Regions from separate parts of the Homo sapiens genome. Here region 1 is linked to region 2. A link is a loop called in an ENCODE intact Hi-C map of the cell type or tissue named here. Cell type or tissue: endothelial cell of umbilical vein. All regions are shown on one strand. Each heading gives the region's core, and the rest is flanking DNA. Links, peaks and the distances in the headings are about the cores only. Region 1 overlaps UBAC2 (UBA domain containing 2). Region 2 overlaps UBAC2 (UBA domain containing 2).

The links. Peaks named below come from ENCODE experiments on the same cell type or tissue, not always from the same donor. Only the 100,000 strongest peaks of a DNase experiment are listed, where the experiment ranks them.
Region 1: it touches region 2 in a loop (4-fold over the local background); 6 of 110 quality-filtered maps call a loop at or near these places.

The regions. Positions count from the first base shown.
Region 1 is chr13:99,312,701-99,327,970 of GRCh38, forward strand. It overlaps UBAC2 (UBA domain containing 2), which reads left to right. Exons shown (of 9, transcript NM_001144072.2): 5 at 1,397-1,520; 6 at 5,322-5,369. Among named protein-coding and RNA genes, the nearest start is that of GPR183, 13 kb to the left of the region's middle. RefSeq lists an enhancer at 1,463-2,662. In endothelial cell of umbilical vein, for the core only: no CTCF peak of the experiment used is centred there; a DNase peak (open chromatin) is centred at 8,551; H3K27ac peaks cover 1,602 bases.
Region 2 is chr13:99,260,407-99,275,676 of GRCh38, forward strand. The region is part of intron 4 of UBAC2 (UBA domain containing 2); the gene reads left to right. It overlaps LOC124903198 (a long non-coding RNA gene), which reads right to left and starts at 1,298. Exons shown (of 3, transcript XR_007063846.1): 1 at 1,217-1,298. RefSeq lists a silencer at 1,893-2,115. In endothelial cell of umbilical vein, for the core only: a CTCF peak has its summit at 9,412 (motif pointing right); a DNase peak (open chromatin) is centred at 9,405.

The DNA of each region.
Region 1 (15,270 bases), core at 7,263-9,762, 51 kb after region 2:
GAGTTTCCTAGGCAGGAAAGTGGAAAGCAGAACCTGCGTCAGTGGAGAGTCAAAGCAGCCAGCGTGTTCAGGGAGCAGCTGTGTGGATTTTTGAGAGGGCCTTGTGTGTGTTGGGCCAGATGAGGGGAAGCAGAGAGGAGGACAGTGGTGGCAGACTCCAGTGATGAAAGCGAACTGGGGAGCTTTGCCATCACATCTTTATGAAGCATTTTATCTTTGGATACTGGAGCCTATGGAAGGAAGGGTTTTTTTGTTTTGTTTTTTATTTTTTTTTGTTTTTGTTTGTTTGTTTGTTTTTTGAGACGGAGTCTCGCTCTGTCGCCCAGGCTGGAGTGCAGTGGCGCGATCTTGGCTCACTGCAAGCTCTGCCTCCTGGATTCACGCCATTCTCCTGCCTCAGCCTCCCGAGTAGTAGCTGGGACTACAGGTGCCCACCACCAAGCCCGGCTAATTTTATGTATTTTTAGTAGAGACGGGGTTTCACCGTGTTAGCCAGGATGGTCTCCATCTCCTGACCTCATGATCCGCCCGCCTCGGCCTCCCAAAGTGCTGGGATTACAGGCGTGAGACACTACGCCCGGCCGGAAGGAAGGGTTTTTAAGCAAGGGAGTGTTGTGATCAGAGTTGTATTTTAGGAAGAGAGTACTGCCAACAATGTTAAGAAATGGATTAGAGAGAAGCAAGACTGTAAGTAGAAAGACACATAAGACTTTTGAATCTGTCAAGGTGAAGGTGTCAAATTGACATTCAGAACCAGGTGAGGGGTGGGCAGGCAGTTTTAGGTCTCACTTCATTTTCTTAGCCCAAGCTATAGAAAGGGTTGAGATTGTATGAGGAGATGAGAGAGCAAGAAGAAAAGGCTATAATGGAACCATGGAGAAGCCAGAAGAGTGGTGTAAGAAATCACTGGGCAACCACTGAGAAGCAGGGTTTCAGACAAAGGGAGGAAGGAATGTGAGGAAGGGAGGGCCAGAGGTGAACCGTGCCAGTGCCATGGCGACAGATCACTGGACAGGGCTTGAGATGAGGCTTTTGGATTTGACTGAAGAATTCTAATGTTTGCTGCTTTCGATTTGTCTAGTTTCTCTCATTAGATTTTAGTAATACCTGGGAAGAAAACATAGCCTCCACTTTTCTCACACTTAGTAGGTGCTGAACCACTTCTTTGCAGTGGTTTCAGGAGGGTCAATAAGGATAGAATGATTAGAGTTTTCATAAAGTGTTCTATAAGTACAAATTATTTTGGACATGAATCATATTTGAAAATCAATATGTATATCTAAGACCATGCTTTCAGACTGAAATAAAATTATAAGCAGTGTTACTTCAAAGATACATCTGCCATTTGTGTTTAAAATTCACTATTATAGTGATTTTTTTTTATTTGTTTGCATAGCCTGGCACCTGTGTTTGCTCTGTTTGTACCATTTTACTGCTCCATACCAAGAGTCCAAGTGGCACAAATTCTGGGTCCGTTGTCCATCACAAACAAGACATTGATTTATATATTGGGACTGCAGGTACAGTATGCATTTTTATGTTCACTTTTCTTTAACCAGATCTTTTTTTTTTTTTTTTTTGGTCTTTTTCTCATTTGATCTCCTTGAAAACAATGGTTTTTTTCCCCCCATAATCTTGGCTTCATGATCTATATCAAATGTTTAAAGGAAGTGTTACAGAACAAGAACATCAAGGTATAGAAGATACTAGAATACTTTCATAGTCTTTAGAAATCTGATAAGAGCTTTCACTGTAATTTGTATCTGTGGAAAATATTTTCATTTCATTGTACAATTGCATGTGCGTACTTTTTAACAATCATAGTATGAAGTGGAAACAAATGAGAACAATCAAAAAGTAGAAAGTAGAAAATCAGTGTCAAAATTAATTTATTGAATACAGTGTCGCAAATAAAGCTCTGAAGAAGAAACCCGGTGTGCTCTACCAACCCGAGCTTTGGGGTTTTCAAGAAGCATTGTCAGCTTGATTATTTCCTTGTTTGTGAAGCTGTGATGGTAGCGTCACCATTTGCTAAATGGTTTGCTGTGAAGACTACTAGAGTACTACTGTCCAGGTTACATTTGAAAAGCTTCTTTGCCAATCCTCAGCGAATGTCAATTGCTCCCTGCTGGGCTCCAGGTCTGTGGTAGGAGAATGATTTTCAGTTTTCTATCTGTACTACCTGTCACTTTTCTTTTACTCTCACGGCTTTTGATGTAGTTTTATTCTACAGCTTCCTGTGTCACCATGTGTCGCTTGGCCTTTTGATCCACTGATTAATACTCATAACATTCCTTATCCCACGCACTCTAACCGGATACTGGCGTCACTTCAGAATGCCTTCCTCCCTCCCCTTTTAACCTTTAGCATTTCCTCTCACTTCTCCAGTCTGCTGTCATGTGTTATCAATGGCTCATCTGGGGCGTTTTCTTACCACTTTTACAACCGTTTCTCATGAAATCTTTTTATTCTCCATCTCTCAACCCCCGTACCGTTACACGCCCCCTGATCCTACCTGATATCCATGTAACCAAATAGCCCGTTTCTGCATTTGATTCTTATGAGTAGGATTTGCTATAGCAGATTTAATATTTTTAAAGTTGTTGTGACAGAGGCCATGTGGAATTCGAAGAGCACTCCAGACCTCCCTCAGGAGACCCAAGTTCTAGTCCTAGCATGGCTGTCTCCAGCCATGAGACTTGGGTTGAGTCATGGAAACCCTCTGAGCCTCACATTCACTGTATAGTTCTTCCAACTCTAAAGCTATGTAGAATCTTTGAGAATGAAAACACTGTTTTATTAATTGTGGAGTAGGAGTTCAGTGTGGCATTGTGGAAAGTCTTTGGAGCCAGGTTGTTGAATTTCGGTTTAATGACTTGGTCTGGTAATGATTTGCTTTGTCACTTACTTTTTCTGAGCCCCCATTTCCCCATCTATCAAATGGGGATGATAATATCTACCTTACAGAGGTATTTTAAAGATAGCATGAAGTGTTTAGTGTAATCTGAACAGATAATAAGAGTTAAGTCAATTGGTTACTATTAATTAATAATTTATATCTCTATAGCTACCACTATTCATTTTTCTGAGATTGTAAATGTATTTCTTGTTTTGTTTTTGGCATAAAGCAAGTAGTATGTTTCATCTCTCGGGGAAAGGGGGTCTTAGTTGGATGAAGAGGCACAGCATGGCCTTCATCACGGGGCCATTGTAGTAGGTTGGTGCAAAAGTAATTGCGGTTTTTGCCATTAAAGTAAGGCAAAAACTGCAGTTACTTTTCCACCAACCTAATATCTAGTGCCGTTTCCACAGTGTTACACAGCTCACCATGAGGGATCCCCCTTAGCCCTGCCGAAAGCAGAAAGGTAGATGCAACTACCACGGATAGTTTTTCAAAATAATATAAATTTCCAATATTTTTGTAATATTTCCGGTAACTTTGAGAGGGAGAAGTTGAGATCAGAAAATAGAGGTGGAGATGCCTCATTGCCTCCTTGATAAAATCTAGGTCCTTAGCATGAATGGCATGCAGGGTTCTTCTTGACTGTCTGGTGTCAACTCCCCCTGTGCCCACCTTGAAGGAGTGTAACTGAACTCCTTTGTGCTAAAATGTCTGTCCTCCACCTGCCTCCCTCCCCTCCAAGCCTTTGCATGTGTTTCTGTGCCTTTGTCTCTCCCCACTACAACCAGGGACATTGTTGAATGAATGAATGAATGGATGAATGAATGAATGAATGAATGAAGACTTGAATCATAATCGGAAGAGCCAAAATGCTTAAGGCTCATTTAAGTATCCAATGACTTGAGAGCCCATAACATCATGCCCTGTGCAATGGGCTATGACGTTGTGGGCTCTCAAGCCATCCAATACTTAAATCAGTATCACCCACTGGGTGAGATGTAGCCCCTGTCCTCAAGGAGCCCAGCCATGAGAAAACACACAGATACTGTGAAGACATAGGCAGACATAATGGGGACCACACAGGCAATGAGAGGCTTCAGAACCCAGAGGAAATTACTTTTTCAATGACAAAATGATACGCTCTTTTTACTTGCGTATGAGACCTGGAAGAGTGGAGAGCATGGCTGTAGAGCCAGTCCTGGATACACTCCAGCCCACCACCTGCTAGCTGTTGACCTGTGGCAAATTGCTTAACCACTCGGTTTTACTGAAGTGCCTTGAGAGCAATGCCTGACACATAGAAAGTGTTAGCTAGTCTGTTATTCTTTCTATTTTTAGAAGAAAATTACAGCAAAATATTTGTCTACATGGTTCCATCCTTATTATTATCAGAGTCATTTCCACTGAACAAACGTCCGTGCTACATCAAAGGTTCAGATTTAAAGTTGCAGCCTGTGCTCATTTCTAACTGAGCCTATCACTAGAGCAAAGCTTGCCAGCCTCTTTATCTGAGTGTGTCAACTCTTACCTTTTGTGTCTGTCTTCTTTCTGTGTGTCCTTGGTAAGTGTGCAGAACTTTGAGGTTTTCATCTAGCACAATGCCAGCGATGAACCTGGGCTGTCCTGCCTGAGTATCCTGCCTCTTCTTCCACAATCAGAAGTAAACCCCCAATCTGAAGTTCTAAAAATTAACCAACAATAACCCACAAATCATTTCTTTGTTGCAGGAACACTTTCAGAGTCCTTATGATTTTTTTTTAATTACCCTGAGCACAACTCTAAGATATAAACGATTTGGAAAACAAAGGGAAGAATTTCATGAGATCTAATTCTAATTACTTTTGCCATTAATTAACTTTGTTCTGTTATTTAGTTTGCTCTTCCTTGGGTGAACTAGAATGAGAATATCAACACTTGAGAAAGTTACCATTGGACATAGACCTAAGTAGGCTGGCAGGGTTCTTCCCATCTAAATTTAGGGTGACAATGTTAAGAAATTAAAATGAGAAAGTTATTTACATAAATATCACATCATTGCCAAGCATGGGATGGTGATTACCTGTTTTGTATGTTGTTAATTCTAATAATTTCTTTATATGTAGTATTTTACTTTAAGTCAGTTGAAATTTGTAAATAACATCATACTTGGGTTTCATTTATTTTTCTTTGCATGGGGTGTGGGCCAGGTTCAACTTGTTTTAGGCTATACAAAGTCTGATGTCTGAATAAAAAAAATTAATATATAATTTTCTTTTAAGTAACAGTTGATATTTACTAATTTTCCATTTGCTTCTCTGTATTATGGCATATATAATTAATACTTTATATAAATGGTCATGACTATAGTTATGTAAAAATAAGTGTGCTGTGACTGGCAGTTGAATTTTATTTTTAGTTGCCTTTTTTTTTTCTTTTATAGCTTTTCACCTCTGGTTCCTACATCTGGATTGTAGCCATAAGTGGACTTGTAAGTGTGACTACCCTTTTACACCCAATTCTCTCTCTCTCCTGTAAAAACATTAGGAAAATTGTCCTATTTAGATTGTGCGTCATATTCAACTGTCTCACCATTCTTTTTTTTTGAGACAGAATTTCACTCTTGTTGCCCAGGCTGGAGTGCAATGGCTCGATCTCAGCTCACCACAACCTCTGCCTCCCGGATTCGAGTGATTCTCCTGCCTTAGCCTCCAGAGTAGCTGGGATTACAGGTGTGTGCCACCACGCCTGGATAATTTTGTATTTTTAGTAGAGATGGGGTTTCTCCATGTTGGTCAGGCTGGTCTCAAACTCCTGACCTCAGGTGTTCTGCCCGCCTCAGCCTCCCAAAGTGCTGGGATTACAGGCATGAGCCGCTGCACCCGGCTCTCAACATTCTTTTAACCCATGGCAGGTCTGGCTCAATGTTACTTCTGTGGTGATTAAAAAGGGCCAGTCACGGCCAGGCGCAGTGACTCACGCCTGTAATCCCAGCACTCTGGGAGGCTGAGGCGGGCAGATCATGAGGTCAGGAGATCGAGACCATCCTGGCTGACATGATGAAACCCCATCTCTGCTAAAAATACAGAAAAATTTGCTGGGCGTGGTGGCAGGCGCCTGTAGTCCCAGCTACTCAGGAGGCTGAGGCAGGAGAATGGCGTGGAACCCGAGAGGTGGAGCTTGCAGTGAGCCGAGGTGGCGCCATTGCTCTCCAGCCTGGGCGACAGAGTGAGACTCCATCTCAAAAAAAAAAAAAAAAAAAAGGCCAGTCACAGGGAAAATTGAGACAAAGGAGGCCAGTTTGTGCTTTCAAGGTAATTTTGATGAAAGTTTTAGCTGGGCTTGTCAGTGTTGTTTTTAAATCATAGAAAAAAAAAAAGCCTGAAAATGAAGAAGTTGGACTTACTAAAAATAAGGAGAGATAGTCTGCTCATTTTGTAAAAAGACATTGTCACACGAGGGAAAAAAATAATGCCAACTGGAAAGTCAGGTGGGTTGGACCTGACCAAAGTCTCATCATGGAAGAAGGGAATGAACCAAGCAACCTCAGTATGTTTGCTGGAATTTTTTCATCTTGTCTATGCTATTGTATTTTAATAATAAGCGTTTGTCCTAAATTCTCTGTGAGGTATTAAAAAAAATTAGAGCATGAAGTGGAGTTTTATTCTTCATCCATGACTTAAATTTAAACCTCCAGATTTATAAAAATAAATTTTAACTAGCGGTTATAGAGCATAGATTTTATTTCTTTCTTAGAAAAGACTTAAATGACAGAATGGATTCATAATAATACACATTTCACTGCAATCACTGTACACATTTCAAATAAATTATCACTATCCTTGTTTCTTGGGTGAATGACTGGTATTTGGGGCTAGTGTGTCATCCTGTACGCCTGCTTACCCCTCTTCTTCCTTTAAGCTCTCTGTATTATTCCTTTTCTGTGTTCATTCTTTGCTTAAAATTCACGCCTTTGTTCCCCACAGCTGATATGCTTGCAGCCAATATTCTGGGGCTCCAAGTCACTTTGTTTTCTCCTCCCTAAAAATTTTCACATCTACCCAGATACCTGATTTGGCTTCAGGACCACAGAGCTAAACCCTATTGTGAAGTCTTCAAAACACCTAAGCTATCCGTCTGGTATTCTTGAGACTTGTGGTGGCTTAGGGCCATCCTGGGGTTAGACTGATTCTCTGGGACACAGGTGCCAGACTCCCCCAAGTCTAGGCTCACCCAGTTAGAACTGTTGCGTGACTGAGGAAGACTTAACCAGCCTGAGAACAGCAAAGAAGGAGCTCATTGCTTTGATCATGAGAGATGCCTGAGGATGTACTGTTTGTTCCATGGCATATTTGTTTCACTTAGCAGTAATGGTTTTGAGTTCTGTTTTAAATATTTTCCAAAAGCATTCAAATATTGAAGTACCTTATTGTATACGATTTCATTGTGTTAGTTACTATTAATTCTTTTACTCTCCATATTTGTCCCCTTCCTTAGTAACTCTTATGTGACTCAGTTTTTTAAAACACATTCCATTTTCTTTCTTTATTCTTTTTTTAGACTCCTAGCTTTAAGTGCCTGCTGTCTCCTCAGAAAGTTGCATTGTGTGACATTCAGTGCACTAAAATTGGAGGTTGCATTTTTCATCTCTTTATAGTCTTTTTAAAATCTAAAATTATATGTTATGATTATAGTCTTTTCCGGTACACATGTTTAACAGGTAGTGGGGTACCTGTTTTAACTTTTTAAAAGGAATCAGACGTTTAAAATAAAATTCTTGACCAAAAAAAATCCCTTGTTTCAGAAGGGTGAATAGAATTACAGTGTGTTTGGAATATAATTCAAAGATAATGTAGCATTTTAAAGAACCCTACTAATAATAAACATTTCTGAGCCTTTTACAGTCATTGATTCAGCCAAAGTTACCGGCCTTCTACTATGACAAAAAATCTGATAAATCTTCATATTAACCTTGTTCTTTATTACTATTTTACCATAATTAGATGACTGTTTATTTAAAATAATTAATATTCATGAATCATGGCCAGTTTTCCTATGTTCCTATACCATAAATGTTGGTGCTTGTTTTGAACCTAAGGAACATTTTCTTTCTTTGTCTAGAAAATTCTCATTTTTATTATGAAATATTTACTGTGATGTGGCATACTTTAGATAAGGAAGATTGTAAAAGACAATATCAGTATTATTTGTGAGTGTTTGATTTACACACCACTGACTATAGGATCCAAGCCTGAGATTCACAAAGCCACAGTCTGCCTATTCCAGATGTCTCTTGCTCAACATGACTTCCCCTCTTCCTTTATAGATCAAGTGACTTCCCTTTTTGGGGAGATATTTATGCTAAATAAAATACTAACAAAATAAAATTCTTACTATGCAAAAGAAATGCACAGATAATTATAATTATAGATGATATTCAGTGTTTTGGGGAATGTTACAAAACCTGTTGATGAGATTTCACATTTTAGTATTGAAACCAGTAATTCACTTAACCATGTGTGTTAAGCAATGATTTTATTTCATTCTGGCAATTAATGTGGTTTTTAAGAAAAAGAGTATTTTTTAAACAAAGATATTTGTATGAAACATGAGTAATTTGTTATTTGCTGTCATAGAAACCAAAAACTTTACTCATGCTTTTCTGGAAAGCTGCCAACTTTGGATTGAGCTTATTTTATTTAGCTAGGTACTGGTTGATTTATTTTGTTTAGGCTAGCTTTTTTGTTTTGGAGACAGGCTCGCTGTGTCACTCAGGCTGGAGTGTAGTGGCATGATCTTGGCTCACTGCAACCACTGCCTCCCGGGTTCAAGTGATTCTCGTGCCTCAGCCTCCCAAGTAGCTGGAATTGCAGGTGCACGCCACCAAGCCCGGCTACTTTTTTTGTATTTTTAGTAGAGACGAGGTTTCACCATGTTGGCCAGGCTGGTCTCGAACTCCTGACGTCAGGGGATCCATCTGCCTCAAAGTGCTGGGATTATAGGCGTGAGCCACCGTGTCTGGCCTAGGCTAGTTTTTAATCTCTCCTCGGTGTCCCTTATTCTTGCATAATTATAGATGTCTTTGAATATATAACTTTAAAATATTCCACTGATTAAAATAGAAGGTTGATAAATTATGTCAGTACAGTATTTTACTAGGTAAGTTGACCACTTTTTATCTTCAGTGATATCACAGAAAATAACTAAATCATTTTTCTGAGTTGAGGGAAGACAGTTTTTAGCTTACAGGAGCAATAGTAAGTTAGTTTGCCCAGGATGGCTGTCAGACCTCAGTCCTATTTTGTTATCCAGTAGAGACTCCAGCTGCTGCCCAGGAAAGGTGAGGGGGATTCTCTTGTACTTAAAGATGACTGTAAGATTATTCACATGTATCATTGATAAATGTTTTTGTGTTACCTTTTTCCTCATTTGACAGTTCTGATTTTTAATGCAAACATTTAGTATTTAAAATAGGACTTTTCATGAAATGTTGCAAAATTGTAATTGGAAAGCTTGGCTATTACAGCCAAGTGACATATATCAGTTTAAACAAATACTTCAACATTTCAGTGACCGTATCAACTGTTCTTCTAGATGTCTGGTGAGAGACCTTCAAAAATTGAAGTCAGTCTTTACATATTCATAATTCCACTAATTTTCTTACACATTAATACTTTTCCTTAAAGCATTGCTTACTTACTGAACTTCATTTAAATTCTTCTTGTGGTTCTGCAGAGAGCTTTTGAGCCATCTACATCTCAGAACTTCTTCATTTTCTACAGTTTTATGAATCATAGTACTGAGTCATTACCACAGGGATGCACCCTAATTCTCAAAAGCCGAGGTCTCAGGACTGATCTGATTCTGGCATGATTAAAATAGAAAGAGCCTTCTTTTGCCAATTTTCTTTTTACAGTTCACACATTTATCTTTACTTGACCCTCTTTTAAGCTGTTTGAGAGTGAATTAACAGGCCTATATTCCTCAGACTTCTCCCTTCAACGCAGCCCTTCACTGTACCCATTTCCTGCATTCGTTACTTGTCATGTACAGTATATCAGACTTTGATTATCTCTGATCCAGCAGCCTTAGTGTGGAAAAAAAACAATCTGTTACACCCAAAAGTAAGATTTGGGACTTCAAATGTGGTCTGAGTTTGGATTGTTTTCTGTAAGGAGTGGGGATCTTTAAAGCACTTCAAGAAGAAACACTTTACGATGGTGCAAGATTACAGAAGCCTTATCAGGGTTCGTAGATCATAGGACAGGGGTAGGGAAAATGAGCCATCTGGAGGGAGTCAAGACAGCGCATTTGCGGGCTGTGATTTGCCTTTCTCTCTTCCCTCTGTAGTACTTTTAAAGACAAACAAAAAAACCCAAACCACTGTCTTAAAGTAACTGTGAACAAATGGAAACAGCATAACCTGCTGTGGAAGCATAAGCATCTTTAGAGTATGTTTTGAGGCCCTGGCCTGCTTCTGGGCGAGGGATGGTAGGTGTGAGTTCCTCTGCGCCGCCTTTGCTTGTGCCCAGCTCTCTCTTCTCTCCGTGCTTCCTTTTCTCCTATTTAACCTTTTTTCCCTTAGATTGCTTCTCCATTGACCAAAGAGTGGTATAGGTAGCAGCTCAGATAACTCCTCTGATGCACAAGCCTCCCAGTTAAACTTACTTTAGAGATTTGGATTATTTTCTAGTAGTTCATTGAAAATGAGGACAGGAACTGCAAAGAAAAATCAAGGCTAACCAGATACAGTGGCTCATGCCTGGAATCCCAGCACTTTGGGAGACTGAGGCAGGTGGATCGCTTGAGCCCAAGAGTTCAACACCAGCCTGGCCAACATGGCAAAACCCTGTTTCTACAAAAAACAAACAAACAAACAAACAAAAATTTCAAGGCTGACCAAAGCCATGAGGGTGATGGGACTTGTGAAAGGACCACATGTAGAAGTTGAAGACAAGTAGCAGGTTCTTAAGAAGCATCCAAATTTGGAGGGTGCCTTATAATTAAAATAGCAAGTGTGATGTCAGTGCTTGTCCAATGTACACCCCACACACACTCACATTCACGTTGACTCATCCATATACACTCCCTTTTCTCCTTTTTCCTCCCTCCCTCTCTATGCTACCTTTCCCACTCCTGACCACAGGGAGCCAGGACTAACTGGAAGAAGCCTTCTATTAATATATTCTTCCTTGTGGCAATTGCAACTCAGGCCCAGGATGACAAATGGTGTCTTAGGCCATTGTTAACACAGGGAGGTAGCGACCAGTTGACGTGTGATTTTTAAATGCTCAGTGCAGAATAAATGAAATGATGCCATTGTCTTAATAAAGCTGGCAGATAGAATTGCCTTATAAAATTTATAAAAATAGCTATAAAATTTTATTATTGCAACTTATGTTCTACCTGTAGGCAAAAATCTAGCCTCCTTTCAAAATGCGACCTCCTCACCTACCCCTGTCACTTCTGTGAACCATACACTCCAACTACACACAATCCATTCCCAAACATCCACTTTCAGGATTCTGTATGATTGTGCAAACAAGTATTTTTCTTTAACAAACACACAGCACTTAGTATGTACCAGACACTTGTGGTAGATTTTTTACTCTAGTATTTTTGTTTGTTCAAATATATTTGGTCAAAATATGTTCTGCCCCTCTCTACTGAAGCCCTCCCTATAGGGCCTCTGCATGCCCTGTTGACATCAGGTTTTGTTGTTTGACTTACACTAGCCACTAAAATATGAACAGCAGTGACAAATGCTTCATCCAAGCAGAAGCTTGAAGAGCCACTGCCTGGTTCCACCATTGCTCTGTCCCCTTTGCCATGAGAAAAGCAGGGCCCGGAGAGGGGCAGCTCCTCAGACTCCAGAATGAAGAAGTCAAATGGAGCAGGGCTGTACCAACATGTAGCATGAACAGGAAAGAAATCTTTGTTATAAGCTACTGAAATTTGATAATTTGTTACCACAGTATAACTTAGAAAAAGCTGACTAATAGTACTCTTTTCTAAGCACTTTACAAACATTATTTTAATTAGCCCTCATAAAAACCTGAGGAACTACGGAATATTCTCCCTATTATAGATGAAGAAACTGAGGCACAGGGAAATTAACTACAGTCATGCACTGCGTAACAACGTTTTGATCAACAACAGAGTGCGTATTCAGTGGTGGCCCTGTGGATTCTAATGGAGCATAGGTAGAAACCTGGTGTATGGCACTCAGTGTTGGCACTGCAGATCAAGTAGGGGAAATGACTGATATTCAGTCATGGTGCCAGAACACTTGATTTTCTGTATGAAAAAATATATATAAATGAAAATATATATCCCATCTAGGTTTGTGTAAGTACACTCTGTAATGTTCACACGATGACCAGATCACATAACACATTTCTCAGAATGTGTCCTTATCATTAAGCAACACATGACTGTAATTTGCCAAGAACACCAGGTAGCTGAAAAGTAGTGGAGACAGGATTCAAATGTAGGTAGCATAACTTTAGTGTCTATGCTCTTTTTTTTTTTTTTTTTTTTTTGATACGGAGTCTCTCACTGTCACCCAGGCTGGAGTGCTGTGGCGCGATCTTGGTTCACCGCAAGCTCCACCTCCCGGGTTCACACCATTCTCCTGCCTCAGCCTCCCAAGTAGCTGGGACTACAGGCGCCTGTCACCATGCCCAGCTAATTTTTTTGTGTTTTTTGTAGAGACGGGGTTTCACCGTGTTAGGCAGGATGGTCTTGATCTCCTGACCTCGTGATCCACCCGCCTCGGCCTCCCAAATTGCTGGGATTACAGACATGAGCCACAGTGCCCGGCCTATGTCTATGCTCTTAAAAGATAGCTTTGCATAACCACATGCAGTTTCTTCCAACTATATCCCCTATTTCACTCACATATCCCTTCTTCTAGGAAGTCTTACTCATTTAAGTCCTGGCCCAACCCTTTTCCTGAGTCAGTCCTGACTTTATTTATGAGAGCTCTCCTCTTAAATTTTTAAGTGACAGTTTATAATTGTTGACTATAGGTATGGGGTTGTGCAGCGAATCTCTGGAGCTTATCGCTCTTGCTTAACTGAAACTTTATGCCTGTTGATTTTTAACTCTCCTTTTCCCTCTGCCCCCAGCCCCTAGCAACCACCATTTTACTCTCTGATTCTGTGAAATTGACTATCTTATATACCTCATATAAGTGGAATCATGCAGTATTTGTCTTTCCGTGACTGGCTTGTTTCACTTAGCATATAGGTCCTCATGTTTCATCCATGTTGTTGCATATTACAAAATGCCCTTCTTTTTGAAGGGCTGAATAGTATTGCATTGTATGCATGGACCACATTTTCTTCATCCCTTTGTCTGTTGATGGGCACTTAGGTTGTTTCCCCATGTTGGCTATTGCAAATAACATGGTGATGACATGAGAGTGCCGAGACCTCTTTGAGATCCTGATTCATTTCTTTTGGATGTATACCCAATAGTGGGATTGCTGGATCATATTAGTTCTATTTTTAATTTTTTGAGGAACCTCCATACTGTTTTCCATAGTTGCATCATTTGCATTTCTGCCAACTGTGCACAGGGGTTCCAGTTTTCCCCACATCCTAACCAACACTTGTCTTTTGGTGTTTTTTGTTTTTTTATAATAGCCATCCCAGCAGGTGTGAGGTGATACCACATTGTGGTTTTGATTTGCATTTCCCTGATGATTAGTGACATTGAGCATTTTTTCATGTACCTATTGGCCATTTGTATGTCTTCTTTGGAGAAATGTCTGTTTAGGTCCTTAGCCCATTTTTAAAACTAGGTTATTAGTTTTTTGGTATTGAATTGTAGGAGAGTCCTTTTAGTTTATAGGAATTCTATGTTATTCTTCATAATCTTCAGTGCCTAGCACAATGTCTACTTGATACACATTCTAAAAATAATTTTTTAGTTTAAAAACTTAATATTATCAAAAAATAATTTCTGTACTATAAAACATTATACTACATGATTGTCAGGATGCTTACAATGTGTACTGCCTTACTAGGTTCTTGATGTGTTCTCTATAGTGGTAGAATACCTGGACTGCCTATTTTAAAGATAGGGAGGCTGAGTTTCAGGTTGCATGAATGATGGGTGGTAGAACCAGGACAAAGGCCAGGTGTTCTGCTCCAGGCCCAGTGAGTCCAGCACCTTACACTGCACATCTCAAGGCTCTCATCCATGTCTCTTCCAGCCACGAGATGCACAGACACAGTTATTCTTAAAGTTTCCCTTAGCCACACCACTAGGATGAGGCCCCATTCATCAGCAATGGAGACATGATTCTGGAGGGCAATCTTGGGTATGAAGAGGTTTTCAAAGTCCCCAGAGGCCCTGAAAAACACAATCGACAACTTTTTGCAGCCTTCTGTGTGCTGACCAATAGCCAAGGAAAATTTTTTCTCATTAGCAGACTCTATTTTCTTCGTAATATGAAGAATGTGGCCTATAGCTATGCTTTCTCTTCTAAAATCATCAAGATATTTAACTGGTCCTCTCTCCATGCTTGGTTAAAAACTCAGCTTAAACCTCACCTTCAGCAAACTCACTGTCTTGTATTTCTTGCATTGTCATACTCAATCTGAAGTAAAGAAACATTCAGAGAAAACTTAAAGGATAATTTAAAGTATATTAGGCTGGTATAGTAGTGTTACTGAATAAAGGAAAAAGAAGTAGAGATAAGGAAGAGGTTGCCAAGAAACACCCGTACTTTTACATTGTAGAGATTACTGGTAGATTATCATGTCCGTTGCAGGACAGAACATTTTCCCATGGGTCTTCACATTGTCTTTTTATCAGGAAATTAAAATTTTTTCATCAGTTTTGATTATCTCTTTAAACTATATGTAGTTTTGGTTTTTGGTTTTTCTCTCTCTCTCTGTGTGTGTGTGTGTGTGTTTAAGTGTCCAGTGTTTGTCTTCGGGGACTGACTGTGTTGATATTTTCCTTCTGTCTTGATGATAGCCTCTGGGAAGGGACTATGGTAAAATTAACATGTCGTTTTGAATTTATTTATTATTTATAAACAACAGCATAGGATGTTATCAAAGGTCTTCCATGTTAGCTTATATTGATAGCTGAGAACATTTTCAAAGCAGCAGAAGTTTTTTGTTGTTAAAAGCTTGTTTTTGTTCTGCTAAAATCCTACCTCTTATAAAATTTAAAAGATTTATGTATCTATTTGAGATCTTTCTAGATCTTCACATTCTTTTTTATTAAAAGATTCTTTTTCCCTTTTTTTGTTTATTAAGATGTTATTTACATACAATAGAACTCACCAATTTTAAGTGTATAGTTCGTTGAACTTTGGTAGTTATATACAGTCATGTACTCACCACCATAATCAATATGGAAAGCAGTCTCCT
Region 2 (15,270 bases), core at 8,198-10,697:
GGAGAGGTTGGGGGAGGAATGGATAAATGTCTGGGCCTTGAGTCAGCAGGCAGGGACACTTTGACCAGCTTATGAGATGGGGAGACTTAGGCAAGGGCCTGAGGTCTGTCGTCCTCCCCTGCAACCCATGAGCCCTATAGCATTGACCCCCGTTCGCTGTGCTCCTGGATCTTCGCGATGGTTTTGTGTTGGCAGGGAATTATAGTGAAAAGAAACTGCCCAGTCATTTGACAGCAAGTAAACAATGGGTCAAGGATTCAACTTGTATAATGTAGACACAAGTTTCTTTAATACTTGAACCTAATGAATTTTTTTTTTTCCCCAAACAGAGGAACTTATTCAGGGACCATTCATGCAGCTTTAATTTCTTCACTTACTTTGGAATATGAGTGAAGGAGAAATGTTTCACTTGCAAAAGAGGGATTTTACTTATTCCCAGAGACTGCAAGATTCCCTTTGCTTTATCAAATAGTGTGTTTTAGCTGCAGTTTTGGGTTTTGGTTTTGATATTAAAAGCCATAAGTGAATTTTGATTTTAGCCCTATAAACCAGTTTTTGAGTGAATATAATTCAGTTAAGCCAGTTTTTAATGAGAAAGAATGTAGTTAATAGATCTGTATAGCAAATTCCCACTATAAAATATGCTTCTATGTTAGACATTTGTCTATGCCACAGGTAAAATAATATTTCCTGTTCTGTTAGCATAGCAAGTGTGAGGGCAGCTTATCCTTGTTGCCTCCCATCAGTGCGGGGACCAGGGGTCCACTGTTGTTACTGTTCATGTATCCCAGCAGGGGGACAGTCAGCACACAGCCAGTCCCCAGGGAGAAGAGGGTGTGAGGCAGACAAAGAGTCCTCTGAACTAGAGGAGAGGCCTATCCTTTGGCCTTGACATCCTCCAACCTTTGTCCCCTCCTTTCTGTTTCTCAAACTTGTATCTAAACTGACTGCTCTTTGGGTGTGGGTGTAGGGGAGATATGTTGAATAGTAAGAGTTTCTGCATAAAGAAGATTGAGAAACTATTTGTCTAAATGTGTGGTTTTTCTTAAGTCCCAACAATTTACAGCTATAATCTTCTAACCCAGTTAGTATACCTCCTTTCTGTTTGGTTTCCTAAATTGTATTGTAAATTTAATATTCCCAAATTTCTTGTCTTTAGCAATTTTTGTGTGTAGTTTTAAAGATGTATAGACATGTAGACATTCAGACACTTAACCTCACAGCAAACAAGTTGAATCCATATCTAACCATATATAAGTGATGGCAGTGAAATCAGTCCTGGAACCACTGAAGTCCCATGGGACCCCAGGCCCAGAGTTTGCAGTGTGACATTTTACTATTGGAAGAGAGATCCAGAGTCGCCAAGGCAGCAGATTGAGCAGAACTCCATGGTTATTGTGAGGCACACAGCCTTCTGCTGCACATTCTGATCTCACAGTTACCAGAGGTGCAAATGGAGATGGGTATACAGTAGTCCCCTTATCCGCAATTTTGCTGTCTGAGGCTTCAGTTACCTTCAGTTACCTTCAGTCAAATATGGTCTGAAAATATTAAATGGAAAAATTCCAGAAATAAACAATTCATAAGTTTTCTGTTGCATGCCATTCTGAGCAGCAGGATGAAATCTCTCACTGTCCCGCTCCTTCCTCCCCAGGACATGAGTCCTCCCTTTGCCCAGTGTCTCCACACTGTAGACATTCCCACTCATTAGTCACTTTCATAGCCACCTTGGTGATCAGGTTTACTGTCACAGTGTCACAGTGCTTGTGTTCCAGTAACCCTTATTTAATTAATAATGGTCCCAAAACACAAAGGTACTGAGCCTAATGTATAAGTTAAACTTTATCATAGGTATGTATGTACAGGAAAAAAATAGTAAGTATAGGGTTTGGTACTATCTGCAGTTTCAGGCATCCACTGGGGGTCTTGGAATGTATCCTCTGAGAATAAGGGGGAACCACTGTATAGTTAACACCTAGTAATATGAGGAAGTGCATTTCAGAAGAAAGAGGAGGGCTGGGCACGGTGGCTCATGCCTGTAATCCCAGCACTTTGGGAGGCTGAGGCGGGTGGATCACCTGAGGTCAGGAGTTCGAGACTAGCCTGGCCAACATGGCAAAACCCTGTCTCTACTAAAAATACAAAAATTAGCTGGGCATGGTGGTGCGTGCCTATAATCCCAGCTACTCAGGAGGCTGAGGCAGGAGAATCGCTTGAACCCGGGAGATGGAGGTTGCAGTGAGCCAAGAATGCAGTGAGCTGAGGCTGAACTCCAGCCTGGGCAACAGAGCAGAACTCCCTCTCAAAAAAAAAAAAAAAAAAAAAAAAAAAAAAGGACTTGTGGAAGGTAAAGGAACAAGAGATGTGTTATCAGGTTATTTAAACATAAACCTATATAATAGTGTGTGTGGTTGAGGATTTTAGTACACAGCCATTTGTATAGTAAAAGTAAACATGTATCTATAAGGTTGAGGGTTGTTGGTTTAAGACAAGTTACTTAGGATTTTTTATTATATCTGCCATTATTCTTAACTAAATTATGAAAGGTAATCAGAGGTGACTGTCAGGCATGATTCTGAGAGCCTCACATGCTTGAGCTAACTTAACCTTCATGCTGACTGCAAAGTATGTAGTTTACATGGTGTGACCCAGAAATATTTACTCATGACTCTCAGATTGTATGTTCTTTCTGTATTTTGCATTATAATATTATACTTCGTTTTAGTAATTTTTGTTGAAGTTGGCCCTACTTAATAGAGAATCATCATAAATGGTAATTTGACTTATAGCAAACAATCTCCTGAGGGAATAGACCATCTTTTTATCTCCCTGTTTCTTGCTAATGAGTTGATATTCTCAAGGAAAGGTTTTATAGCTGGATCCTGGCAGCTCGTACATGTAATTGTGGTGTCTGGGATCTCTGCCATTCCATGGCCAAAAGACTTGAACAAGCACTTAAGAATGAGTAGATCCAAATGGTCAGCAACATGTAAATCTGCTCAACTTTTTATTAATAATTGGGAAAATGAAAATTAAAACCACAGCAGGGTATTATCCATTCGCCAGAATGCCTACGATGAAAAAGACGGACAGTGCAAAGTGCTGGCAAGGATGTTGAGTGATGAGGGTATCGAGTAACAAGGAACATTGCTGGTGGGAGTTTAAATATGGAAAACAGTTTAAGTATTAAAATGAAGATACCAACACTCCATGACTCAGAGTCCACTCCTAGGTCTATAACCAGTAAAAACACATGCTGCGTACCAGGAGACATGGACAAGAATGTTCACGGTAACATTATTTACAACAACTCCAAATTAGGAACAACCTGAATGTTCAACTATAGCATGAATAAGTCACTTGTGGTGTAGGCATAGAGTGGAGTGCAAGTCACAATCACAATTGATGATACACAGGGCAGATAGAACAACATGGATGAATCTCATGAATCTAGTGTTAAGTTGAAAAAGCCAGACATGAAGGAATTCATATCATATGATTCCATTTGTATAAATTTCAAAAAGCAGATGAAATGAAAATACAGTGCTTAGGATTTCATGCTTAGGTGGTAAACCTTTTGGGTGGGGTGTGGGCATGTGTAATAATAAGGAAGGGTCCCCCATCATCTGTATGGCAGGATCCTGGAGCTGTTGCTTTTCTTACCCTCACCACACTTAGGCCCAAAGAGATCAAGGAAGGGAGAGGTTACTAGAACTTGGAAGGAGAGACCCCAGTCAAGTCAGCTGTCTTGGAGCAGTGCTTTTCTTTTGAGAGACGGTAAGCTTGAGGTTCCCTTACAGGAAGGAACCAGGGAAATGTACACTGTGACCTCAGGTTCCTCTTGGCCTAAATCTCCCCTGAGGCTCCTGTTAGCAGGAAGCCAGGGGCCCATGAGCCTTTGCATAGAGTTTGGACCCACCAGCCTCTGGGACAGAGAACAGGCTAGGGAAGGGAAAAGAAGCAAATGGATTTTCTGGCATGCTGTACTTTTCTGTATATGTGTTACCTTTCCTATTTAAAAACTGCCTTATAGCTTGTGTAAAGTGCATGCTGTAGACACTAAGCACTAGTTCTCTTGGCTTCGTTTGTCCCCTTTTTTTCTTTGTAGCTTATTTAAATTTTTCCTGTCTTTAGACTGGGACTGGATAGCTGTGCAGGAGCCCAGCATGTGCCACTAACTGACCAGGTTGTCTTAACCATGTTAGCTCATTTCTCTGATGGTCACTCTCCCCAGGGGCAGTTGGGTGAGGCCTTCTGTGAGGGGTCATCCACTTCCGGCCTTGTGTGATTTGAAGGCATTCCTCTCCCCAACTCTTTGCATTGCAGAGAGTATTTTACCTTTGGTCTTCCTCTGAATTTCTGTAGGACTGTGGATAGGAGCCGGCAGGATAGGAGCTTGGAGGCTGCATGGAAGCCTGAATGCGTCCAGGATGCATTTCCTAAGTCCTCATCCCAGGGAGGAAAACCAAGAATGTGTCTGCTGAAGTTTGGGCCTACTCTAAATGCAAAGCACTCAGTCCCCTGATGGGGTCACATTAGTTCCTGATCTTTGCCATCGCTGTTTTTTTTTTTTTTTTTAATTGTTCTTCAGTGTGTATGTTTTTTACCATATTTTAAATTTATTTTTAAGTCGACCTCTTGGAGACATTATAATCAACCTTTAGAGGAAGACGTGTTGTTTTTTTCTTGGTAATAAAACTGCATTGATTTTGGTTACTCAGACAAGGTATTTACCAGAACTCTCCCTTGTATGCTTATAAAATAAAACTAGTACTCCATTCAGTTGAATATTTGCAGCAATGTTATCTTCTTATTGCTAATACCATTTGTATGGGTAGACTTTATGAGAAGTTTATGACTTTCAGCTCATACAGCTTCTTGCGCTCAGCAAGCCACAGTCTAAAGAGAGTCTTAACTGAGAAGGGAAGGAAGGAGGCAGGCAGGACCACCCTGAGACCCACAGGCCAGCTGCCGCTGTGCTTCTTTGGAAAAAAGGTTCTCAGACTGTGTTGGCTTACATCTTTCTGCCTCTGGTGTAGGATTTGCTCTTCTAACATGAATGGAACATTTGATTTAGGATCAGTAATTACAGGTTTTAGAACTGGAGTTTGAAGTATCTGTGACACATCTCTCTTTGACAGTCATGTGGGTACTGATCCCTGATTGCACTTTCACCCCTTTTCTTCTTCTTGTTCTCGTTTTGTGTGTGCCTTGTGAACAAGGACCTGGCACGTGCGTCTTCAAACGTTTCAGCGCATCTAGAGTAGTGCTTCACCCAGCAGGCCCTCAGTTAACAGGCATATGGATTCGACTGGTGTTTGTGTTTTTCTGTAAGAAAGGTTATGCCATGTCTCAAAAAATGAATGGCTAATGTTTCTAGGTAGATACAATTACAAAGACGTACCAAATAAAATAATGAGACAAAAAGAAATAGGTAGATTGGGATTGGCTGTGTAGAGGTTTTAAGGTAAAAGTGGGCAAGTTAAAAAGGTTTCGTATCAGAGAAGTTAGTTGCAATTTATTGAATGTAGGAGTACTCACACAGTTTATTTGAATATGAAATAGATCCAGATTTCTTATGTATGGTCTCCGGTTTTCCATACCGATTGATAGTTCAGGGCTGCTTTGACATAAATACTGTGCTTCTACTGCCACCTACAGATGATTAGTGGGTCTTGGAGCTCTTCACCTTTACCCCTTCTAAAGTCTCTTTGAAATTGAAATAATTTTTTTTAAAAGCTATTAATTGGTAGAATATTATAAAATATTTTAATGTTACTTTATGAATATTTCTATATTATATTACATAATACTATATAATATGTAGCTTTATATAATAGATATGAATGTATTCCTCTAAAACAAGGTGGCCAATCTTCTGGCTTCCCTTGGCCACATTGGGAGAACTGTCTTGGGCCACACATAAAATACACTAACACTAATGATAGCTGATGATCAAAAAAAAAATCATGGAAAAAACTCATAATATTTTAAGAAAGTGTACTAATTTGTGTTGGACTGCATTCAAAGCTGTCCTGGGCCCATGTGGCCCATGGGCTGCAGGTTGGACAAGCTTACTCTAAAACATTTTGGCTTGTAGACCATTTCTGCCCTCTTTGGAAGCATCCTCTTTTTTAGGAAACAGTTTTTCTCTGTAGGACTATGTGTATTCCTGGGCTAGGGCCTTGAGAAGATTCCATTTTAACTCTTATTTGTATCTGATATTATACTAAGATATTAAACATAAATGTGGCCTTAGAACAAATTTGACATGTTAAATATATATATATATGTATTAGACAATTTATCGTCTTAACCATGTTTAAATGTGCAGTTCAGTAGTGTTAAGTTCATTCACACTGCTGTGCAGCCAACCTCCAGGACATTTTCATCTTCCCAGACTGAAAGCCTGTACCCATCATACAGCAAATATCTCTTCAGTCCCTACTTTCAGTTCTTTTGGGTTATATCCCTGAAAGTGAAATTGCCGGATCGTGTGGTAATTCTGGTTTTAGTTTGTTGGGGAATGGCTGTATCGTTTTCCCCAGCAGCTGCACCAGCAACACAATGCCCAGTTTCTCCCTATCTTGGCTCGCAGGCACACCTCTCTCACACTCGCCCTTCCCTCCCCTCCCTCCCTTCCTTTCCTGTAGTAGCCATCCTCATGGGCATAAGGTGGTGTCTCATTGTGGTTTCATTTCCATTTCCGATGATGAGTGACTTCAAGAATCTTTTCATGGGCTTCTTGGCCATTTATATATATTTCTTCTTTAGAGAATTGCCTATTCAAGTTCTTTGCCCATTTGTTAATCTTTCTTGGTTGTTGAGCTGTAGGAGCTCTTTATGTAATCTAGATGTTAATCCCTTATCAGATGATTTGCAAATATTTTTTCTCTTACTCCGTAGGGTGCCTCTTTTCTTTGTTGATTGTGTCCTTTGATGCAATTTTTGGAGCATATTTTAGGCTTGCTCATTTATCATATTTTGATGATAAGGATGAATTTCATAGCTTTAGATTTCTAAATGGTGAGGGGAAGGGAGGGGAGGTTATCCTGAGTAAAATCAATGAGTCCTTTTGGAACCTTTCCTCATGACTTAAGCCGAAGCAGTATTTTCCTGCAGTCCTCAGCACCTTTGCCTTGTCCAGGAGGATATAAGTAAGGAAGGAAGAAACTAGCTCTGTTCCAGAGTCTGCTCACTTCAGAGCCTTCCACTTGCTACTGCTGCTTTCTTATGCTCTGAAAGGTATCTGCCTTTATTATTATAGTCATTTGAAATTGAAAGAGTAACATTTATCTTTTTGTAGCATTCTTGGTCCCTGCTGTTCTGATTAATATTTTATCAGTGATAAAAAATACCAAAATATAGTGTGTTTGCTCATCAGATTTGCAAATTACAAAAACTAGGAGGATATTTCAGTAATGGTGGAGGCTAAGCTTCTGTAACAAACCGCTGACACAGTGGCTCAAAGAGCGCAGATGTTCATTTCACTTTTGTAACCACCCTGTGGGGTAGGCAGGCTCTGTACCGGTAAGTCGTCAAGGGCCTGGTCTGGTGGAGCACCTCTGCTTTCCTCAACATGTGCCTTCCAAGGAGGCTCCATGGCTTCTGCTTCCAGCTGGTGTGGAAGAAAGAAGGGGCATGCAGGAGGAGGGATTGCCTTTCCCCAGGTGCCTTCAAGGTTGCAGATGTCACTCCTGCTCCCAAACCATTGGCAAGAACTTGGTCACGTGGCCACACCTAATCACAGGGAGGCTGGGAGATGTAATCTTACCTGGGCAGTTGTGTCCCTGGAGATAAGGGAACAGTGGGTTTTCGGGGAGCTGCTAGCAGTCTTCTCAGAAGAACAATAGCTCTAACACATTAGCTGCCTCAGCAAGCTGGAGTTTTGGGCTTTATAGTCAAAATATGAAACATAGAAGGAGGCCAGGCATGGTGGCTCTCACCTGTAATCTCGGCATTTTGGGAGGCCAAGGCAGGCAGATCGTTTGAGTCCTGGAGACCATCCTGGGCAACATAGCAAAACCTTGTGTTTACATAAAATACAAAAAATTAGCCAGGCGTGGTGGCATGTGCCTGTAGTCTCAGCTACCTAGGAGGCTGAGGTGGGAGGATCACCTGAGCCTGGAGGGCCGAGGCTGCAGTGAGCCATGATCCTGTCACTGCACTCCATTCAGCCTGGGCTACAGAGTGAGACTCTGTCTCAAAAAAAAAAAAAAAAAAAAAAAGAAACACAAAAGGTAAAGAAGGTAAGAGAGAGAACATTAGGTCTTTCTCTTGAGTCTTAAAAATCAGCTGTAGAGGCACTGAATGATAGAGTTGTTTGGCTTGTGAAATGGCATCATGGAGTGACTGCCAGTTGACACTAATATGCCCCTAGATGCCATTTGTAGGATTACAGGGAAACAAGGATGTTGCTGGTGGTCCAGGTTGGCATCAGGATGGGGTGGAGATGGAGATTGGCCATGGGAGAAACAGGTGGAGAACAGGCATTGCTTACCCCAGAGAGAAGAAACTGGGGCAGAACTGTCTTCCACTGTTGAAAGGGCTGCCCAGTGAAAGAGGAGTTAAATAAGGGGGGAATGGCCTGTGGTGAATGAAGACCACGGGGACATGCTACGGGATATAGCTTTGGGCTTGGCATAAGGAGTAACTTTGCAGCACTCACTGTCTCAAGATGAGGTGATCTCCCTTGGGAGCTGCTGAATTTGACACTGAGGATACTCAGGCTGTGGCTGGGAGAGTGCGAGGCAGGGGTGTTGCAGGAAGTCCACTCATTGGTAGGTACCACAAATGGAGTGCCTATGAAATCCCTTTAAACCGTGAGCATTCTGTGGTTTAAATGAGCTATATTCTGATTCTGTGCTCTTCTTTATTGTGAGATTCATAAGTAGGCTTAGAGAACTAGAGAAATTAATTGGAGTCCAGCCAAGGGACCGCATTTCCCAGGATGTTCTGTGCAGCCTAGTACTGGTACAGCAGAACTTGTTCCAGGACATAATTCACTGCAATGTAGAGTTATTATTATATTTCTCAAATTCTGTAATACAAAGAGGTTTGATATTTTTTCTATATAATCTAAGTGATTGATTTTTTGCTTTCTTATAAGCAAGGGGTATTTTTAAATTTTGAAGTACGTACTTCCAGAAAGTCTTTATAAATACTTAAAGAGGAATAGAATGAGAAAATCCTGACACCATTAAGGTAAGAGCTAAATAATGAGTTGGTAGGGTGACATATTTGAAACATTTATAAAATAAAATATTCAAAATAAATTACATTTTTCATATTATTACTACGAATTCTTACAGAACTTCAATCTAGACTGTAAGCTTCCATGTTAAAGCTGTTTTCCCCTTTCTGAAATGAGCATGCTCAGCAGTTCAGTAGGCATTGCCTGCAGTAACACTGCACTAGATGGCAGTGTTACATAGAACTTGATAAAAGCTTTAACTCCTCTAAAATAAGTTATTAAATGGGGATCATATGGTGAAACATTTTTGTAATAAATAACAGAATGGTATTATACTTTATACAAACACCTTTAACAGTTTGATACCCTGTGACTATTTCATAAAGGCGTGTGCTGTAGTTAGAATTAAAAACTGGTATTGTGTATGTGTGTTAATTTTTCCTAAACAACACAATAAAGTATTTTAAACACCACTGGTATAGCAATTGTGAAACTCCTATGATGTAAACCTAAGAATGATTTTTAGTTCTGATTATTCATGGGCTCAGCTCAGCACAGTTCCAAATTTTAACTACGTAAGGTGAGGCAACACACTACTTGGCCCTAATAGTAACATTAAAGAAAAAAATAATCATTATCTGAAAATTATTGAGCTAATCAAAGAGAATTGTAAGCAGATATTTTTATCAAGGGCATATGGTAATATTGTTTGCCATTTTGTGTCTCTTTGAAGTCTTATATGAACCACAGACTGTTTTCACTAGAATGCACATGTATGTAAATGTTAATAAGAAAATAATTGGAATTTAGCAGAGGTGAATATTATGGTCACATTTATAGTCATCAGCTTTTGTCTTCCTAAATAATGCTCCTTAGCTAATTCTTGGGCACAGATCAAGTGTTAGATTTTAATTACTACTTTTTACATTTCTATATCAATGTCCAAGATTATAGTGGTATCAACAACAAGTAGAATATTTTCAAAACCCAGAAAGTAAGTAAGTAGGGAACGAGAGTTTGTACTTAGAAACATAGTTAGATAGAAATTGATGGTTGATGGTGTGGACATGCACATGAGTTCTGAAGAAGAATAAAAATAAGGAACAGGAAGCTGAACTGTAAAAGATGATTTTCAGTACATTGCGTACTTTTATTAACTTAGAAAATATGCTAATCTTTTATGGTAAATTATGGAGGAAGTCAATTTCAGTCATGTTTTAGGAGAAGAAAGAATTTCCAAAGTGAGGAAGAGAATAGCTTGACACTTCCTTGTATAAAGTAGCCACTTAGTAAATGTTTGGGTATTTATGCATGCATGAATGAATGAGAGAATTCTACCTCATATTTTACAAGAGCAATCGGCTCTTTTCTGATTTCCCCAATCTTTTTGCATTCTCTTTTCCTCTTGTTAAATTATTTGTTGAGCACCTACTTTATGATAAGCCTTGTTCTGGGCTCTGAGGATCCTGCACTGATCAAAGCAGACAAAATCTTTGTCCTCATCGACTGTACATTGTAATTGAGGGTAAAAGACAGTAAACAAAATAAAAATTTGTAATATATATATGCCAGATCATGATCTGTGTTGTACAAAACTAAATAAACTAGGGAAGGGAATGCCAGGGTGTGAGTGGGATTGCAGTTTTAATAATTCTAGTAAGGAAAAGCTTCAGAAATCAGGTAATATTTGAGCAAAGACCTGAAGGGGTCAAGGTGTGAGCTATGTGGAGATATTGGGGAAAGTATTCCAGATATCAGAGACTGCCAGTGCCAAGGCCCTCAGGTGGAGATGGGACCATCCCGTACGTGGACAGCTGGAGCAGAGTGATGGGGGGATGGGGTGTGGGAAGATAGCAGGAGATGAGGCCAGGGAGGTAAGAGTGGTCACTGTCCTGTCAGGCCATTGTACTAATTTTGGCCTTTAATCAGGGCATTCGGGAGCCATTGCATGATGCTTTGGGAGATGAAGTCATGTTGGCCTGTGCTTTCTTTTCATTGTTTCCCATTCTTTTTTAAAAAAGCACTTAATCATTTTATACATACTTAGAGTTTTTAAATTGTTTTTCACTTCTGCTTCTCAGGTTATCAAATTCTCCCTCAGGGTAGTCTGTTGTTTCTTAGAGTTTTAATTTTTTATTGTGAACTCATTTTCAGTGGTTTCATTTGCTCTTCGAGTCCCCATGTCCCCCAGCTCACAAAAGTATCTCTGTTGAGGGATTTTGTGTTTACTACTGCTGGGTCCTGAGGGGTTTTTGTTGCCTGGATTAGCTTTTATATTATTTTCTTACCTTAGAGCTCCCAGACCATTCAAGTGGGGGTAAATCTAGGCCACAAATTCAGGTATGATGTTGGCCTTAGATTTTAATTTTTTGTTAGGACTGTTTGATCTTTTTGTTTCCAAGGCTTTTAATGTAAGCTAACTTTCTTTGTTGTTTCAGCAGACTATAAATGGAATATTTTTAGTCTTCTCTCTAAAAGACAGTGATCTTTGATGGTCTGGGCTCAGTCCCAGCTCTCTTTCCTTGAGCTGCTTAAGGTCACCTCTTTTAGCTCTACTAGACCTAAAAATCCCAGCCCTCAACTCCAGGGGCTTGTATCTAGGTCAAGTGCCTTGTGGGCCACTAAAGCAGCCCATATTTTAATTTCTATCTTTGTTTCTGATATCTGGGTTCATTAGAGAAATTTTTAAGCATGTATAAGAAAGGAGAGAACACTGTAATGAACCCCATGTTTCAACATCACCCACTTTCAACACTGATCAACTCATGGCCACCTTGTTTTATCTATATCCTTAATCTTAAGCCATTCTCATGGGCCTGTGACAGACTCTCTTTGGCATATAAACCCAGGAGCAGGAATGTAGGGTCATAGGATATATGAGTGTCTTAGTAAACTCGTGCTGTCATAGAGTGGGTGGCTTACACAGAAATTTATTTTCTCACAGTTTTGGAGGCTAGAAGTCCAAGATCAGGATGTTGGCATGGTCAAGTTCTGGTGAGGGCCTGCCGTCTTCCTGACTTGCAGATGGCCACCCTCTTGCTGTGTCCTTACATGGCTGAGAGAGCTCACTTTGGTCTCTCTTCCTCCTCTTACAAGGGCACTAATCTCATCATGGGGGCCCCACCCTCATGACCTCACCTAAACCTAATTGCCTCCCAAAGGTCCTACCTCCAAATACCACCACATTGGGGGCTAGTGCTTCAACATATGAATTTAGGGGTGGGGGGAGACAAAGTTCAGTGCACAGCAGCATGTATATTGTGTGTGTATGTGTACATTGTGAGTCTGTGTGTGTATCTGCTTTACTCTCTATTCCATTGGTCCGTGTGTCTGTTCATGCTCTAGTATTTTTAGCCATTTTGTTTTTGTAGTATGTATTGATATCTAGTAGAACAGGTTACTCTTTTTTTTTTTTTGGTTCATCTTTTCAAGATTAACCTAACTATTCTTCTGTATAAATTTTAGAGTAAGTTAATCAGTTATCTTTAAAAATTCAGCTGGAATTTGAGATATTAATATTTTCTTTTATCTCTTCTATTAGTATACCTATTAATATATTTTATAACTTGAGGTTCATCTTTTCTAAAAATGTTGCTTTCCTAGTTGGTAATATTATTCAGTTTGTTTCTTTTTTGTTGCGACTGTGTTCTAAGGTTGCCTAGTGATTTTGGCCTCTTAGCTCATGTTTCCCTGAAAGGTGTTAAACCACTTTGGCAGAGTCAGATTAGGTTAAGAGGGGCAGTGAGCACCCAGGATAGAGAATCCACAGCCACTGCAGGACCTTTGTGATCCACTCCTGTTTGGTGAGGTTCCAGAGGTGTCTTGGCTAGTGAGGGATTCATTTTTAAACTCTCAGAAATTAGCAGTATTGAGAGTAAGCGGTTTCTTTATATGGTAGTTTGCCTGTCCTGGGGGAAAGGAAAGATGTAGAGGAAGAAATGATTAAGGAAATGCTATCTCTTGGTAGGTACCTACCTCTTAAGGTAGGTACCTTGCAGTGTGGCTGTTGATGAATTTAGTGTTGATCTGATTATTAATACTTTGTGACAGTTTTGATGAGGTGCTTTGGAGTGATGAATCCAAGCAGATTCATCCATTTGGGTTGTACACTTGGTGTGGGCCCTGTCAAACAGGTGATCCCTGTATTTCTCTTCTTGAATTTTTCCTGAATTATTTTGATCACCTCCTCTTCCATTTTTCTCAGTTCTTTCTGGAAATCCTATTACCTAGATGTTCAGTCTCCTGGACAGGTCCAGTTTTCATCTTTTTTTTTTTTTTTCCTGCTTTCTTTCTCTGTGTTTTTGCTCTCCTTGCTGGGAGGTTTCCTGGGTTCTACCTTGCAATTATTCTAATTAATATTTTAAAATAAATTTTTATTGAGGTATAAATGTATATATCTTGAGTCCAGAGCTCACAGACTTTTTACAAAGTGACACCTTCTAAGCACCATCCAGTTGAAGAACAGAATGTGACCCACTCCCTAAAAGGTCCACTTTTGCTACCTTACAGTTACTCCTTCCTCCCAGAAGTCTACACTGACTTTTAACACCCTGATCTAGTTTTGTCTGTTTTTAAACTTTACATAATAGAGATGTGGACTCTTCTGTATCTTGCTTATTTTTTTCAGTATTCTGTTTAGTTTCACCTGTGTTGCTGTATGTACCTGTAGTTAATTTTTTTTCCATTATTGGTATAGTATTTTGGTGTGTGAATACCACCATCTATCCATTCTACTGCTTTTTTTTTTCTTGAGATAGGGTCTTGCTCTGTTGCCCAGGCTGGAGTGCAGTGGCATGATCACAGCAGCCTCGACCTCCTGGGCTCAAGTAATTCTCCTGCCTCAGCCTCCCCAGTAGCTGAGACTACAGATGCACTCCACCAGGACTGGCTAGTTTTTTTTATTTTTAGTAGAAACAAGGTCTTGCTATGTTGCCCAGGCAGGTCTTGAATTCATGAGCTCAAGTGATCCTCCTGCCTTGGCCTTCCAAAGTGTTAGGATTACAGGCATGAGGCACGTGCCTGGCCTCATAATACTGTTAATGTTAATGGACATTGGGATTGTTTATAATTTGGGAATAGTACAAATACTGTTATTATGAATATCCTTTTTCCTTTTCTTTTCTTTTTTTTTTTTTTGAGACAGGGTTTCACTGTTGCCCAGGCTGGAGTGTGGTGGCACGCAGTCATGGTTCACTGCAGCCTCAACTACCTGGCCTCAGGTGATCCTCCCACCTCAGCCTCCCAAGTAGCTGGGATTACAGGTGCGCACCACCACTCCCAGCTAATTTTTGTATTCTTTGTAGAGATGAGGTTTCTCCATGTTGCCCCGGCTGGTCTCAAACTCCTGTGCTCAAGCAGTCCTCCCACCTCCACCTCCCAAAGTGCTGGGATTATAGATGTGAGCCACTGCATGCAGCTTGAATGTCTTTGAACATGTCTTTTGTTGCATATATGTATGCATTTCTGCTGGGTATGTACCTAGGAGTGGAAAGCAGAATCATAGTGTATACATATGTTTAGATTTGGAAGATACTGCTAGTTTTCCTGTGGGTCAGGCATTTAAGAGCAGTTTAGCTGGGTGATTCTGGCCTAGAGTCTCTCATGTGGTTGTACTCAGGATGTCAGGGACCACAGTCATCTTCAGGCTTTACTGGGATTGGAAGACTCACAGTGCTGTTGGCAGGAAGCCTCAGCTCCTCACCACGGAGCTGCCTCCTGACATAGCAGCTATTACAGCTTCCCCCAGGTGAGTGGTCCAAGAATGTTGCAGTCCTTTTAATTTTAGTCATTCTAGCAGATGTGTGGTGATATATTTTTGTGATTTCAGTTCACATTTCCTTGATGACAAATGAGATTGAGTAGGTTTTCATTTATTGGTTTGTTGTTTTGGTTTTCTTAAAAATATTTATAACCTATTTTAAATTTTTATTAGCTCTTTATTTTTTGAATATTCATTTTTCCTGACATCCTGTTTTCATTTTGTGGATGCGATATTTTTTATCCCTCTCATATTGAGGATAGTTTCTTCACTACCTGCCTCTTCTACCCACCCCCCAGGTTTTATTTCTCTACACAGT